2 separate regions of the Homo sapiens genome follow, and region 2 is linked to region 1. A link is a loop called in an ENCODE intact Hi-C map of the cell type or tissue named here. Cell type or tissue: PC-3. All regions are shown on one strand.

What was found. Peaks named below come from ENCODE experiments on the same cell type or tissue, not always from the same donor. Only the 100,000 strongest peaks of a DNase experiment are listed, where the experiment ranks them.
Region 2: a loop joins it to region 1, with 4 times the contacts of the local background. A loop is called at or near these places in 8 of 110 quality-filtered maps.

The regions. Positions count from the first base shown.
Region 1 is chr3:58,991,481-58,999,480 of GRCh38, reverse strand. All of the region lies in intron 4 of CFAP20DC (CFAP20 domain containing), which reads left to right. All of the region lies in intron 2 of CFAP20DC-AS1 (CFAP20DC antisense RNA 1), which reads right to left. Among named protein-coding and RNA genes, the nearest start is that of CFAP20DC, 55 kb to the left of the region's middle. RefSeq lists an enhancer at 304-1,503. In PC-3, a CTCF peak has its summit at 4,559 (motif pointing left); DNase peaks (open chromatin) are centred at 800 and 4,560; H3K27ac peaks cover 2,456 bases.
Region 2 is chr3:58,821,252-58,829,251 of GRCh38, reverse strand. The region is part of intron 14 of CFAP20DC (CFAP20 domain containing); the gene reads left to right. It overlaps CFAP20DC-AS1 (CFAP20DC antisense RNA 1), which reads right to left and starts at 4,781. Exons shown (of 3, transcript NR_110820.1): 1 at 4,677-4,781. In PC-3, a CTCF peak has its summit at 4,853; a DNase peak (open chromatin) is centred at 4,851.

The sequences.
Region 1 (8,000 bases):
CGTTTAACAAGCATGGCTGGATATGTGACTCTTGTTACATTCAGATAGTCAGTGAAGGTCTCCTGTTACTCAGTGGGCCTCTGTTGACACTGCCACTGTCCCCACCCTATCTTAGCTCCTTGTCTGAAGCCTGGAGCAGCCTCCTTGCTGCTATCTCTAGTCGGCATTTTTCAAGGCCATTTGGCTGCCTGTTTGTCTTATGGCTTCTTGCCTGGCCTCCCAGACATCACTGGCTTCTAATTTTCCACCACATAAAGCATATGTTCCACTGACCTTGTTCAAGTCTCCCATAATCTGTGTGTTCACAATAACATCCACTCTTACCATACTTACAGATCTGCAGCTCTATCACATTTAAATACCAGGACTGCTGATCTGCTTTCTTCTCTTCCTCTAGCATCACTGGATCTCCCTCTCATGTCTGTCTGCTAATAAACTTTCCCTAGGTGTCTCAGTCCTCATCAGTGAAGATGATGGTAACAGAGGTTAATGTGCAGGAGTTTGGAGTTTAACTGTCCACCAGCTGTGTGAGTTTGGACAAAGGACTTAACCTCTGTGTGCCTTAATTTCTTCCACAGAAAATGAAGTTAGTAATAATACCAAATAATCCACAAGTCTCCATAATTTTTAATGGCTAGCATTTATTTCTTGCTCATGACATGTGGGCAATAGGTAGACTGCATCTTTGTTCTTTTTCATTCTACGGTGCAGAGTGAAGAGTAGCTCCTGTTTCTGGGACACGTCATCATCAGGGCCAGTATCGTGATGAGAGTTTCTGTTGAGTCATGTCTGCTCAGTTCCACTGACTAATGTCTATCACATGGCTTACCCTAGAGTCACAGGGTGGGGCTATATCCTCCTCCACAAAGATAGGAGCAGGGGCTGTTTGTGATTAATAATGTAGTCAACCATGCTGCCTCATAGGATTATTGTGAAGTATAAATTAGTTAATAGGCATGAGAGCTTAAAAGGGTTCCTGGCACATGGTAAGGACGCAGTAAAGCATCAGTTGTTTTGTTAAGTCTGTGGCATGTTCTATGCTAAGTACTGTATGGGTGGGTGTCATATAGTTTAATCCCATGAGTTTGATATTGTTATCACCCATTTACAAACGAGTAAACTTAGGCTTACAGAGGATAGCTAAATTCTCCACAGTCATATACAGTTTGCAAGGAACAAAATGGGCATTTAAAACAGACCTATGAGACTTCAGAATCTTTGCTCCTAATCTTTTACTACTTCAGAAGACATGTATTGAGAGGGTCCCTCCTAAACTTAATGAGCTTATTTCACTGCTGCTACTGCAGTCTGTACCACTTCTGCAGAATCTGCCATGACCTTGAAGGACTTGCCCGTAGACAGCTGTCTACCCCACAGCTACCAAAGTCCAAAGACTTTGGTTACAGTAACCTTCAAGCTTGGGCTAGTGCTTTTGATCACTTTATTCAAATCACAGAGGCCAACTCTGTGGAAGACTGACTGTGGACTCTGAAGCTCTCAATCCCACTTTTGGAGAGTAGGATAAATTTACGTACTGTCTTGACCTTGCCTTCTATGGGATCTTATTTGTCTAATTCTTTGCTGGACCCCCCTATACCCACTCCCCAAGGCAGAAGACAGACCCTACAGTCTGTACATTGCTATCGAGAGTTACTTATTTGTCCCTCTTCCTGTATCTCATTAGTGTACAAATGGTAGAATAAGACATGTGGGCATTTACAGTCTTACAAGACTAGACCTGTTTACTTTCAAGGCTTAGAGGTCCTTAAAATAATTTTTTGATCCTCACATTCATTCTTCCAAGCCCAGGGCAGAGCAGCCCTTCCACTTTGTACTTGGTAGTATCTCTTCCATGAGGTTGTGAGCTTCATGAGAGTAGAAGGCCATGTTTCATGACACTTCTGCATTTCTCTACAATGCCTATGAGCTTGAGGCCATCATTAGAGGCTTCTAGAGAGAATATGCAGAATCAATTAGTACAGCCTTTGTCTTTGGGAAGCTAACAATCTAGGAGTGCTGTCTCTCAACTCTTAAATGGCGACATTGTTTTCCTCACTGAATTGTCATGAGGATTCAGATTTCAAAGGAGGCAGTATAGTGAAGTGGTAAGAGCATGTTCTAGAGCCAGATCCCAGCTCATTACTTACTATGTTTAACATTTGTGCTTCCATTTTTCTCATCTATAGGGTAGAGATAATAATATTAATAGTACTTATTTCACAAGTTTTTTAATGAGGATTAAATGAGTTAGTACAAGTATTGGGCACATAGAATTAAATAAATGTTAGCCATTGTAAATAACAAAATAATACATCTGAAAGTGTTGCAGGACTTTTCCTTAGTTCAGCTAAAGACAGCGTCCTTGTCTGTCCCAGGGACATGAAAATTTAGGCTCACAGAAAGTTTGAAGGGTGAGTAAAGCAGGAGTTTTTTGGGTGAAAAGGGGAAACAGTAATCCTCCACAAGGCCAGAGTCCCTCCTGGAGTGCTTCCCACCACAGCTTGAATCCCAGATTCCACACAGGAAGAGGAGGGGCCAGGCTCCTCCCGGCTGCAAAAGGTGCGAACCTCTGTGGCTCCACCCCGGTGTGCGCTCTTCCCAGTGGGCATGCCTGTTGGAGAACCCCTCCCACCTGGCTGTCTCAAAAGCATCTAGAATTACCTAGAACAATGCTACTCAAAGTTGCCATTACAGTGAGATAAGGAACTTGGGCCACAATATAAATCAGCACTCTCCTTCCTTCTTTGGAAAATTCTTGCTAGGAAAAAAATGTTTGCTTATTGATAAATTTAATTTACGTTCCAGCTCTAGCTTCTTTTTTTCTCTGTAGATCAGCAATAAACAGTTCACATAGCACACTTTTTGTTTTCCTGGCCCAGGATATAGTAGGCAGTCAGTACATTTGTTTATATACTCTGACCTGAAAAGGCTGTCTATGTAAAGGAACTTATTAAGAGGAAGCAAATAACGAAGTTTGTGGATTTCAAGTTGTGTGTATGTCATACATTATACATCTATTTGTAATCTATCTGTATCTTAAAAATTACAAACAAGATAAATCACAGCTGTTTTTTTGGTAAAGGTTTTAAATATTTTTCTGGTAGGAAGAGTAGATAAAGGCAGCCATGTGGGTTGTTACGTGAAGCCTAGAATGGGCTTTCCCAGATATCAGGAAGACACAGAGGTGATATCCTCATTCTCTTTTGCTACCATATTAGCATCTATTTATAGTCAAATATATAAAAATAAGCACAGTTATTACAGGTGAGATTTATTTGTATAAATAAGTTTGGAAACTATGCCTGTTGTTTACTGGAAAACCCAATTATGGTGTTGTTACCTAGAAGGGAATATTGTAAGTAAACACTTTTTTTTTTCTGCTTCATTTATACCAAAGCAATTTAACATGAAATTAGTAATTATATTAATCTGGGCTCTCCAGAGCAACAGAAACAATAGATAGATAGATAGATAGATAGATAGATAGATAGATAGATAGATAGATTTATTATACAGAATTGGCTCATGTGGTCATGGAGGCTGAGAAGTCCCATGACCTACAGTCTGGCAAGCTGAAAAGTCAGAAGAACCAATAGATAGTTCCAGGTTGAGTCTGAAGGCCTGACAACTGGAAGAGCCAATGGTATAAGCTCCAGTCCAAGTTGGAAGGGTCCCAAGGCAAAAGACCTATGTTCCAACTAAAAAGACAGAGAGAGCAAATTCTCCCTTACTCCACCATTTTATTCTGTTCAGGGCTCCAATTGATTGGATGAGACCTAACCACATTTGAGAGGCAATTTACTTCACTCAGTCTACTGATTTGTGTGTTAATCTCGGCCAAAAACACCTTCACAGATACACCCAAAATAATGTTTAACCAAATCTCTGGGGACCCAAGAGCCCATTCAGTTGAAAAAAAATTGATCTTCACAGTAATGTTAGATGCAGCCTTATATAAGGATGAAATTCTTTGATTCCTATAAACTCTTAAAAAAGATTTTTTTCTACTCAAAATTAATTACTTAGACTACTTTTGGAAACATTTTAATTTATTATTTGAATAAATTTTTTAAAATTTCTACAAATAGTGTTTTTTTTTTTTTTAGTGAGATATTTTTGACAATCATTTCTGATGGATTGCAACTGAAAATGTAAAGACATGTGCCAGTGGTTGTTCTGGGAATTTTTCAGTTGCAGGAGAGTCCTCTTTTTGGGCTAAAAAATAGATTTGATAAATTATGGAGGAAACCTATAGAGTGATGGGGCAGAGGAAGGCAGGCTGCTTTGTGCAACTGTATCTCCTAATATCTTTATCAAAATGACATCATAAGGATGTACAGCGAAGGTGGTAACCCTCTGTCATTCCAGAGAAAAAGGGATATAGGTAGTGCAGCCTGAGGTTCTCAAGGCATGGAGGAAAAACGTTTCAAAAACAGAAAAGAACCATTTGAAAATGCAAAAGAAAATGGATATCCTAGGAGCGAATTGGATTATTTTTTCAGACTTGTTGTCTTCCTGTAACCTTAACGAATAGTACCATAGCTCCCCCTGCTGCATAAGGAGGCAAAGAGGCAAAACCCTGTCACAAAGAACCTTCTTCCCTCACCTGCCGGAATTGTTGGTTTTGCTTTTTGTTTTTTTTTTTAAGTCTTTTGGTTCTTTACCCGAGCAAAGTCATTGAAACTGTTCTTTTTTTTTTATTTCCAACCATCCTTTCTCTCCTCTTCCTGCTAATTGCATGTTTGAAAGATTTATGGATATCATTTTAAAAGCTAACATTTCAAATAAAACATAATAGGAAATTATAATTTGATGATTGGAGGTGTCTAGAAATGCATAAAATACAATTTAGATATATATTGTACTTGGATAACAAGTGTGGGAAAAACTGGGGGAAGGGGGAAGGCATTATTGTTATTTGACGAGGAGAAGAACACAGTTTTAAAGACCTGAATTCTCTGACACCAATTTGCTTGGTGCCTTGGGCAAGTTACTTAACTTTCTTTGTGTGCTGCAGTTTCCCCATTAAAAAAAAAATGAGGATAATGGCATATGCCTTTTCTCTGCCTCATAGAATTCTTACCAGAATGATAGAAGATCAAGTAATGCCCCACTTATCCAGCCATCATACTTCCAGCCTTAGCCATCTGTAATGAATCTCAGAAGCAGGCAGAAAAAGGCCTGTGAGCAATGAGAGCACTGCAGGCTTTAAGAAAATGCAAAGTCCATTGACTTGGAATTTTGTGTCAGTTAAGCTCAGTGTGTGCTGAGCTTGCAAGGTATACATGTGTTTGTGTGCATGTATGTTTCTTTTCTCTGTAGTTCTTCCCTCTCTGTAGTTACCTAGGAAGATAGGTTTTTATTTAAATGGAAAGGCAAGAAAGGGAAAGGTTGATTGAGGCAGATGAAAGTGTCTCCTTGGAAATTCACCATGAAGTTGGTGTAAGTTAGTTCAACCATTGTGGAAGACAGTGTCATGATTCCTCAAAGACCTAGAGGCAGAAATACCATTTGACCCAGCAATCCCATTACTGGGTATATACCCAAAGGAATATAAATCATTCTATCACAAACATATTTGCACATGTATGCTCATTGCAGCACTATTCACAATAACAAAGACATGGAATCAGCCCAAATGCCCATCATTGATAGACTGGATAAAGAAAGAATGGTACATATACACCATGGAATACTATGCAGCCATAAAAAGGAACAAGATCATATCCTTTCCAGGGACACAGATGTAGCTGGAAGCCATTATCCTCGGCAAACTAATGCAGGAACAGAAAACCAAATACACATTCTCACTTATAAGTGGGAGCTGAATGATGAGGACACATGGATGCGTGGAAGGAAACAACACACACTAGGGCCTGTTGGAGGATGGGGAATGGGAGGAGGGAGAGCATCAGGAAGAATAGCTAATGGGTGATGAGCTTAATACCTAGGTGATGGGATGTTCTGTGCAGCAAACCACCATGACACACGTTTACCTATGTAACAAACACACACTCTGCACAGGTACCCCTGAACTTAAAAGTTGGAAATAAAAAAAAAAGAAATTCACCATGAAGATAACTAGAGAAGAGGCCAGAATTAGGGGTAAACAGCGTTCTCTATTTCAGTCAATCACACGGTACTGGTTTCCTGCTTCAGAGTTTACAGGCTTTGTTGAAAGTTTTCTGAATCACGGACAGAATGCTCTTTTTACAAAGAAGTTTGTAATGCATTTACAAAAAAAAGAAATATGTACTGCATTTTAGGAAGCATTCTATTAAAAATGAAGGGAATAATGCATAGTTTATGTAGAAAATCAATATATACGGAATATTTCATTTTTTCCTCTGTGGTGTTAGATATATTCAACACTACTATTCTATTTTAGAAACAGTTTGAATTCCTCAATTGGAAAAGTACTCCCCACGTTTTTCTCCTTTGTAGCTCCGGATCTGATTTAAATCACTTGCCAAATCATTTTAAAGCCAAAACAAGGAGTTAGATTCTTGAAATTTGTTTTTGAGGGACAGGGGTGTTTTATAAATTAAAAATGTAAATTATATATGTATTTTTATTTTAAATAAGCTTTAAAATAAAGTATGTATTTTATTTTAAAATAAGCTTTCCCCTTTTTTGGATAAAACTGAAAACTTCCAGTTCTGGATGGATATTTATGTAGATATTTTTTACATACCTTACCTGACTAAGCATTATATTTTCATGCAGTAAGAGCAACAAATTATTTATATATTACATATTCAAATGTTTTTATATAATGTCTTCATTAAAATATGTACTAAATTTATAAATGTAAATTTGAACAAATTTCAAAATTATTTTTGTATTTATTGTCTGATGGAGGCAGGCAAAATGTGATACTCCAGCATTCTTTTCCCAAGAGATATGAAGATCTTCTGACAATTCAAATGAGATTAGTGTAGACTAGGACTTCTCAAACCATTTGAAGAACGAGGTGAGGTTTTTTTCTTTCATTTTAATTTCTTGTTTTTCTGACCAATATGTCATTCAACTGACTGTACATAGTGCCAGTACATAGTTAGGGCCATATGCCACTCACTCCCCATGTGCCTTTGACAACCCCAATCACCCTGTCCAGTGGATGAGCCCAGTGATCACATACTTGGATGTTACAGCAATGTCAAATTGGTATATAAGTTTCTGAACAATCTAAATTTTTGTGCTTAACCTGGTCAGGTACTGGTAATAATACATTTGCAGGCAGGCATCTTAGAATCGCACTGGGTAAATTAGTGATTAACAGCACACAACCTGGAATCAGACTGCTTGGGTTTGAATCTCAGCTTTACCATTTGCTGGCTGAGACCCTAGGCATGTCATTTAACCTCTTGTGCCCCAGGTTTCTTATTGGTAAAATGAGGATAACAATGCTAACCCATTTCATAGGGTTGCCACAAGCATTATAGAAACAAAATACTTAATACTGTAGAACTTAATAACAATAGTTTGCTTACTATGTGTTTAGCAGCAGTAATAATGTTGCTAAATCAGTAACATTTTGAACCTACTTGAAATTTCCTTATTTTGCTGACTTATCTAGAATAATTGTTGTAAAACCTAATTTACTTTTAAGTCAGGGGTCCCCGAGCCCTGGGCCACAGACCAGTACCTGTAGGTGACCTGTTAGGAACGGGCCGCACAGCAGGGGGTGAACAGGGGCTAGAGGATTACCACCTGACCTCCGCCTCCTGTCAGATCAACAGTGGTATTAGATTCTCGTAGGAGAGCAGACCCTATTGTGAACTGCACATGTGAGGGATCTAGGTTGTGTGCTCCTTATGAGAATCTAATGCCTGAGATCTCAGGTGGAACAGTTTCATCCTGAAACCATCCCCTCCCTGTACTACCATAACTTCCCCCTACCCCGTTCATAGAAAAATTGTCTTCCACAAAACTAGTCTCTGGTGCCAAAAAGGTTGGGAACTGATGTTTTAAGGGATATATTTTAAGCAAATATAGAC
Region 2 (8,000 bases), 170 kb after region 1:
CCTCCCAAGTAGCTGGGATTACAGGCACCCATCAGGGATTACAGGCACCCATCACCATGCCCAGCTAATTTTTTGTATTTTTAGTAGAGACAGGATTTCACCATGTTGGCCAGGCTGGTCTCAAACTCCTGACCTCAAATGATCCACCCACCTTGGCCTCCCAAAGTGCTGGGATTACAGGTGAGCCACCATGCCCGGCCTGTCCCACTCTTCTTTTATCTCAGTGAATAATGTCAACATCCATATTGATCCTTTAGCCAGGAATTTGGAAGGCATCTTCATTTCTCCCGCTTCTTTATCCCACATCCAGCTGGTCTCCAAATCCTAAGAATCCTCTCTCCTTTTTATCTCTTAACCCACCCTTCCTAATACCACAGCCTTGGCACTTTTCCTTTTTTCTTTTTTCCCCTTAATCCCATGACAGATTATGCACTTTTTTTTTTCAGTATTTATTTTAGATTGAGGAGGTACATGTGCACATTTGTCACCAGGGTACATTGCATGATACTGAAGACTGGGGTACAAATGATTCATTCATGCAGGTATTGAGCATAGTACCCAATAGTTACTTTTTCAATCCCTGTCCCCTTCCTCCCTCTCTCCTTTAGCAGTCCCCAGTTTCTATTGTTGACATATTTATTTCCATGAGTACCTGATGTTTAGCTCCTGCTTATAAGTGAGAACATGCAGTATTTGGTTTTCTGTTCCTGCATTAATTTGCTTAGGATAATGGCCTCCAGCTGCATCCATGTTGCTGCAAAGGACATGATTTCACTCTTTTTTATGGTTTATGCACTTTATTTTTCATCTGAATTCCTTCAATAGTCCCCTAACATCTCTGTGCCTCCAGTCAAAGCACTGTAACCTGGTGGTTAGGAGCCTCAGCTCTGACGTCAAATTTCCACGGTTGAGATCCAAGCTGTGACCCTTATAAAATGCTTGGCACTGTATCTGAGACATAAGTACTTAATAAATGAAGTTTAGCTGTCATTATTATTATCATTATTATTCACATTAGTGATCTTCCTAAAGCCCAAATCTGATCTGATCTGATCTCTTCATTAGGTAAAGCCTTTCAGTGACTCCCCATCACCTCTTTACCTTGGCATACAGGAGCCCCCATGATCTGAGACTTGCCCTCTCTCCAGCCTCATCTCTCACTGCACCCCACCTTTCACTCCATTCTGTAGTCCCTAGATGCACTCTGCACATTATCCCTGTACCGTGGACCTGATTATCCTCAAGACTTAGCTCTAAAGTCACTGTAGCCCTTCTCCAGGCCTCGTTGTGAAGGATACACCTTCTCTGCCACAAGAGTCAGGAGTATCTCCCTGATAACTCTCACCACAAGCTTGCTTGTCTGTCTCACATTCACTCATTCCACACATATGTTTTTGAGTGGCACACATGTGCTGTGAACTAGGCTGGCTACTGAGGATACAGATAAAGCCTTATCCAAGCTTGAGGTATTCACAGTTTTGGTGGGGAAGCCCAGGTAAACGGCTCACTGTAACTCAGGGTGGCAAGTGATAGAATAACGAGTTATGGGAACACGTGAGAGGGAGTGATTCCGCATGTGGGTTTCAGGGATGCTTTCACAGAGAAGACAACAGTTAAGCCAAAGTTCAAGAATGAGTTCAAGTTTACCATGCAGACAAGAGGGGACTGGAATTCCAAGTTCCAAAAGGAAGCCAAATTAAGTCTGTGGTGGAGGGGACAGTGGGGAGTCTCTCCTTTAGCAAGATAACCTCCTCTTAGTGCCTTCGTTTCTCTGTCAGCTTGCGTAGCACTTGAAATGAGTTTTGCTTGTCTCGCTACCCACCCCCCACCCAACATACACACAAGTGAGCCACTCTGCTCCTGCCACACTGTCAACTTGGCTGTCAGTTGGTGAGCCATGCCCTGTGTTCAGATCAGGCCATGCTCATCTCTTCTCTGTCTGGCAGCTCCTTCTCTATTTAGAAAATGGCTCTTTAATTTCTGTTTTGGTTTTTTGGTTTTTGGCTAATTTTTTATTAAAGACTTATAATTGTTTTGAGCCGTTTTGGGTTCACAGCAAAATTGAGACGAACCCTATTATCAGTGTCCCCCACCAGAGTGGTAATTTGTTACAATTAATGAACCTCCATTGACACATCATTGTCACATTATCAGGGTTCACTCTTGGTGTTGTGCATTTTATGGATTTAGACAAAGGTATAGTGACATGTATCTACCATTATAGTATCATACAGAGTAGTTTCACTGCCCCTAAAATTCTCTGTACTCTGACTGTTTATCCCTCCTTTTGCTTATTTCTGAAGGCCCCAACTCACTTGTCACTGCTTCATGAAACTCTCCCCAACCCTCATCCCACCCTGAACAGAATTATTCGCTTCCCTCTCTGGGTCCCTGTTATCTTCTGGCTCAATTACAGCACTTATGACATTAGCCAACCACTGTTACCACTATCCCCAGGCCTGGTTGTGAATTCCTTGAAGGCAGAACCCTGCCTGTGTTCTTTCATACCTTCTGTGTTGGAGCACAAAGGCTAGCACAAGGCATCACAGCTAGTTGTCAGTCATTACTTGAATGAATCAATCAATAATATTTTTAAAAATTCCTTGTTTACGGATGAGTTTAGGTCCTTTGCAGGGACATGGATGAAGCCGGAAACCATCATTCTCAGCAAACTAATACAGGAACAGAAAACCAAACACTGCATATTCTCACTCATAAGTGAGAGTTGAACAGTGAGAACACATGGACACAGGGAGGGAAACATCACACAGCAGTGCCCGTCGGAGTGTAGGGGGCTAGGGGAGGGATAGATAGCATTAGGAGAAATACCTAATGTAGATGACGGGTTGATGGGTGCAGCAAACCACCATGACACATGTGTACCTATGTAACAAACCTACACATTCTGCCCATGTATCCCAAAACTTAAAGTATAATTTTTAAAAATTCATTTTTTACTCTAAAATAATTTTCGTCAAGATTCCAAAATAAACATCAGCTTTGCTTTGCTTAAATAAATCCTGAGTGATGCATGTAATATTTTCAATTCAAGATTTGATAAATGGATATTAAATATACACCCAAAGGAAAATCTCCTTCTGAGCAGGGCCTGATTGCAAATAGGAAGAAAAAGATGTAGTCCGGTCCCATTCAGTTTAGCATTTTTACCTGACGACTTCACACACATTGCAGTCTGAAGCCAGAAAGCCTACGCAGAGTAAAATGAAGAGTCTTTAGCAAAATCCTTTGTGTTTAACACAAACTTTGATTCCTCAGCATCTGTACAGTTCAGAGTAATATGTACTGTTTAAAAGGTGTTTAGATATAACAAATTAGTCATTTAAAAGTGTAATTAAATGTAACCACATTCCTCATAGCAAATTGGCTTTTGTAGGCATCTCTTGCTAAATAAATCAAGCCTACTGAGAAATCCATTGGCCTTTGACAGACAAATTTTTCAAAGTTTCTAACTTAGAACCAAATTCAATTAAAACAATACTTTACAACTTCTGTGGAAACCAGGCTACAATCAATCAATTTTGGAGAGTTTCTGTTAGGAGTAGCCCTCGTGAGATTTATTCAAAAACTGGGCTCTCGGCAGCCTTTGGAAGGGCACTAGGAGTTAGTTATAATGAATTTTAAGTGAATTTTATCTTGGTGAGGGATTTTGATTGACAATAGCATAAAGCCATGTTGTGTGTGTGTGTGTGTGTTTTCTTTTTTTAAGGAACAGGAACAGCTATCAATGGACACTGCTTCATGGGATGCCCAAACAAATATAAACTCTAGATCAGTCAACCTGGGCTCAAATTCCAGCTCTGCCATTTATGGACATGATCATCTTTGAAATGGAAATAATAAAAGAACCTTCCTAATATTGGCATTATGCAAATCGAATGAGTACATGAAATGCATGTGCCTGGTGCTTAGCAGAGTAAGCTCACACTGACTGTCAACTGCTGTTTCCCCAAGGTTATTCTCCTCAAAGGGCCACTTGAGTGATCAGAACAGAATTTCTAGGACATTTTCCCTTTTTATGACGACTGAGACCTGAAAGAGTAAGCAGAGATTCTGTAGTGTTTGTTTTGATGTGAGTTTAACCATCAGCATACAGACTGACTCCCTCAGATCCTTCCAAATAAACTCCTTCATTATCTCATTATTTCAATATTTCATTTCACTGTCTCTCCTCAAATGTAGATTCAAGAAAAGTAGGTTTATTGTGCAGCTACCCTGTGAGCAGATGCCCCAAAGCTGTCATTCCTTCAGGTTAATAATTAACATAACCTGAACGGGGGCATGGTGGCACAGGTCTGTATTCCCAGCTAATTGGGAGGCTAAGGCAGGAGGATTTTAGCCCAGGAATTCAAGGCCAGTGTGGGTAACACAATGAGACCCCATCTCTTAAAAAAAAAAAAAAGAATTCCCATACCTAATATCAAGCACATAAGTCTCTTTAGCTTACAAAAAAGAAAAGAAAAGCTCATTGCATGCATCCATCAACATGGCATGTTGCAGAGCATAATATTCGGAGAATAACGAGGCAAAATACACTTAATAAAACTGCAGGCATATGGTGAGGTTCTCAGACAAGTTATTTATGGTCTTGATTAACCTTGCAACATTATCGCCATTTTCATAGGTTTTACATAACAACATAAAAATATTATCTTTACCTTTTAACATGGCAGGATTATCTTATCTCCGGTTCTTTTATTTAGCCTTCATTTCGCTCCCTCACCCCAAAATCTCTAGCAGCTTGATCATGGAAAAGCAAAGCTGCTTGTGCTCCGTGGTAGTTAATTATATATGAATACTGTTTTCCTGGCACTAGCACATAGCAACAGCGCCACCAAAAGGCCGAGGTCCTGAGTTTCTGGGATCTGTTCCATTTCTTTGCTCCACAGCATATCAGCGTTTTTGCATGATATTCCTGGTTGCTGTGTATTCAAAATATAATATATTGGCATTTCAGACTCCTTATAATTAATAGGTTTTAATTTGTTCTGATCTACAGATTCATTAACTTCTCAGCTCTCTTTGGGTAGAATGAGTTTTCTTTTAATCCTCCTGAACTAAAAAGGTATGCAGTTGATTGTGCTAAGCTGCAGATAAATCATATGAGCAGATGTTCTTATACAACTATAGAAATGATATACGAAAACTGATATTAGAGTCAGTGTAATAGTGACAATAGAGACAGTATCTGTACTGTCAGGAGGAAATATTGAAATGTGCAAGTTGTTCTGTGTTTAGTGACTATGAAAGTCACCCCAGGAAATAAACTTTTCTTATTCTCAGAGTACTGTCTATTACATTTTATGATTGTCCCAAATTTAGTAACGTGGCAAAACTGATTTTTTAAATTGTAAATACATAGTGACATGTCATGAGAATGAAAACAATGAAATTAATTTATGGTAAGGAGATAGTCATATATATTTCAAATAAATGTATTTCTTCAGGGTCACTTTTTTTTCCTGCCACAAACAGAACTGATTTTGTCATTTTGTTATTCAAAAACTTAAATAGTCACCACTCTAGATGCACTCTCGAGCTGGAATAAACACTACAGACTAGTGGTTGAGAGGGTAAGCTGTGGACTCAGACTGCCTGGGTTCACATTCTAGCTCCACTCTTTCCTGGCAGGCACGATCCTGGGTTAATACCCAGTGTCAATTTCCTCTTCTGTTGAATGTAGTTGTTCATCCTATTTATTTCATAGAATTGCTCTGAGGATCAAATAAGATCATATCTACCAAGAATTAGCATAAGTACTCAATAAATGTCAATCGCCGCTATTATGATGATGGTCGTAGTTCATTGTAGATACTGGTTGTCATCCCTTTGCATCTACTTACGATATTCTCTAGGTATGACTGAATGCCAAAATCAAAACAAATTCTATATTATTTCATTGGTGCTTTCACAGGATGCTACCTACCTAGAAATAGGTTTACTGCTACATATGTTTATAAGCATATTGTAGGGGAGGAAAAATATCTTTTTCTCACCCACCCTGGATTCATCGCCAAGGCCTCTGTTGCAACAAAAGACAGATTAGCAAAAGAAAAACATACAAATTTATTTCATGTAAGTTTTCCATGATACAGGAGTCTTTATAAGGAAATGAAGAACTGAACAAACAGTGAAACTTGAATATTTTTACTCCAGGTTTGATGAAGAGAGGAAAGTGGTGGAGAAATATGATTGGGCAAAGGAGATATGAGCTAATGGAAATAAACGAAGAAAATCAGCAAGGCTTTTGTTCAGATTCTTCTCTGTGTCCCTGTGTCTTCAGAGATAAGGATGTTCCTTTCTTCAGGGGATAGGGACGGCATCTCTCAAATGAGTATCTTATGACCTGCTCCAGGGGGTGTTCAGAAAATCCTAGCTATGTTTTATGACCAGCTGCAGGGGAGAACAGGAGAAGGTGAGAGTGACCTTCCTGCTACTGTAAATGCCATGTCCTGAACTCCATCAATATCCATTTGTAGGTGAGGATGTCTAGCCTCAGACAGCTAGTTGTTCACCTTTCTATGTGTTCGTGTCAGCAGTTTTTATTTGAAAAGTTTCCATTGGTTACTTTTTTGTTTTCTAACACTTAAAAATCACTATGAGCAAAGATGGAAAGGGATCAGTCTGTATAGTCTTTTTTTTTTTTATTATACTTTAAGTTTTAGGGTACATGTGCACATTGTGCAGGTTAGTTACATATGTATACATGTGCCATGCTGGTGCACTACACCCACTAACACGTCATCTAGCATTAGGTATATCTCCTGATGCTATCCCTTCCCCCTCCCACCACCCCACAACAGTCCCCAGAGTGTGATATTCCCCTTCCTGTGTCCATGTGATCTCATTGTTCAGTTCCCACCTATGAGTGAGAATATGCGGTGTTTGGTTTTTTTTGTTTGTTTGTTTGTTTGTTTGTTTTTTCATGATTTTTTTTTATTATACTTTAAGTTTTACGGTACATGTGCACATTGTGCAGGTTAGTTACATATGTATACATGTGCCATGCTGATGTGCTGCACCCACTAACTCCTCATCTAGCATTAGGTATATCTCCCAATGCTATCCTTCCCCCCTCCCCCCACCCCACAACAGTCCCCAGAGTATGATATTCCCCTTCCTGTGTCCATGTGATCTCATTGTTCAATTCCCACCTATGAGTGAGAATATGCGGTGTTTGGTTTTTTGTTCTTGCGATAGTTTACTGAGAATGATGATTTCCAATTTCATCCATGTCCCTACAAAGGACATGAACTCTTCATTTTTTATGGCTGCATAGTATTCCATGGTGTATATGTGCCACATTTTCTTAATCCAGTCTATCATTGTTGGACATTTGGGTTGGTTCCAAGTCTTTGCTATTGTGAATAATGCCGCAATAAACATACGTGTGCATGTGTCTTTATAGCAGCATGATTTATAGTCCTTTGGGTATATACCCAGTAATGGGATGGCTGGGTCAAATGGTATTTCTAGTTCTAGATCCCTGAGGAATCGCCACACTGACTTCCACAGTGGTTGAACTAGTTTACAGTCCCAGCAACAGTGTAAAAGTGTTCCTATTTCTCCACATCCTCTCCAGCACCTGTTGTTTCCTGACTTTTTAATGATTGCCATTCTAACTGGTGTGAGATGGTATCTCATAGTGGTTTTGATTTGCATTTCTCTGATGGCCAGTGATGATGAGCATTTTTTCATGTGTTTTTTGGCTGCATAAATGTCTTCTTTTGAGAAGTGTCTGTTCATGTCCTTTGCCCACTTTTTGATGGGGTTGTTTGTTTTTTTCTTGTGAATTTGTTTGTGTTCATTGTAGATTCTGGATATTAGCCCTTTGTCAGATGAGTAGGTTGCAAAAATTTTCTCCCATTTTGTAGGTTGCCTGTTCACTCTGATGGTAGTTTCTTTTGCTGTGCAGAAGCTCTTTAGTTTAACTAGATCCCATTTGTCAATTTTGTCTTTTGTTGCCATTGCTTTTGTTGTTT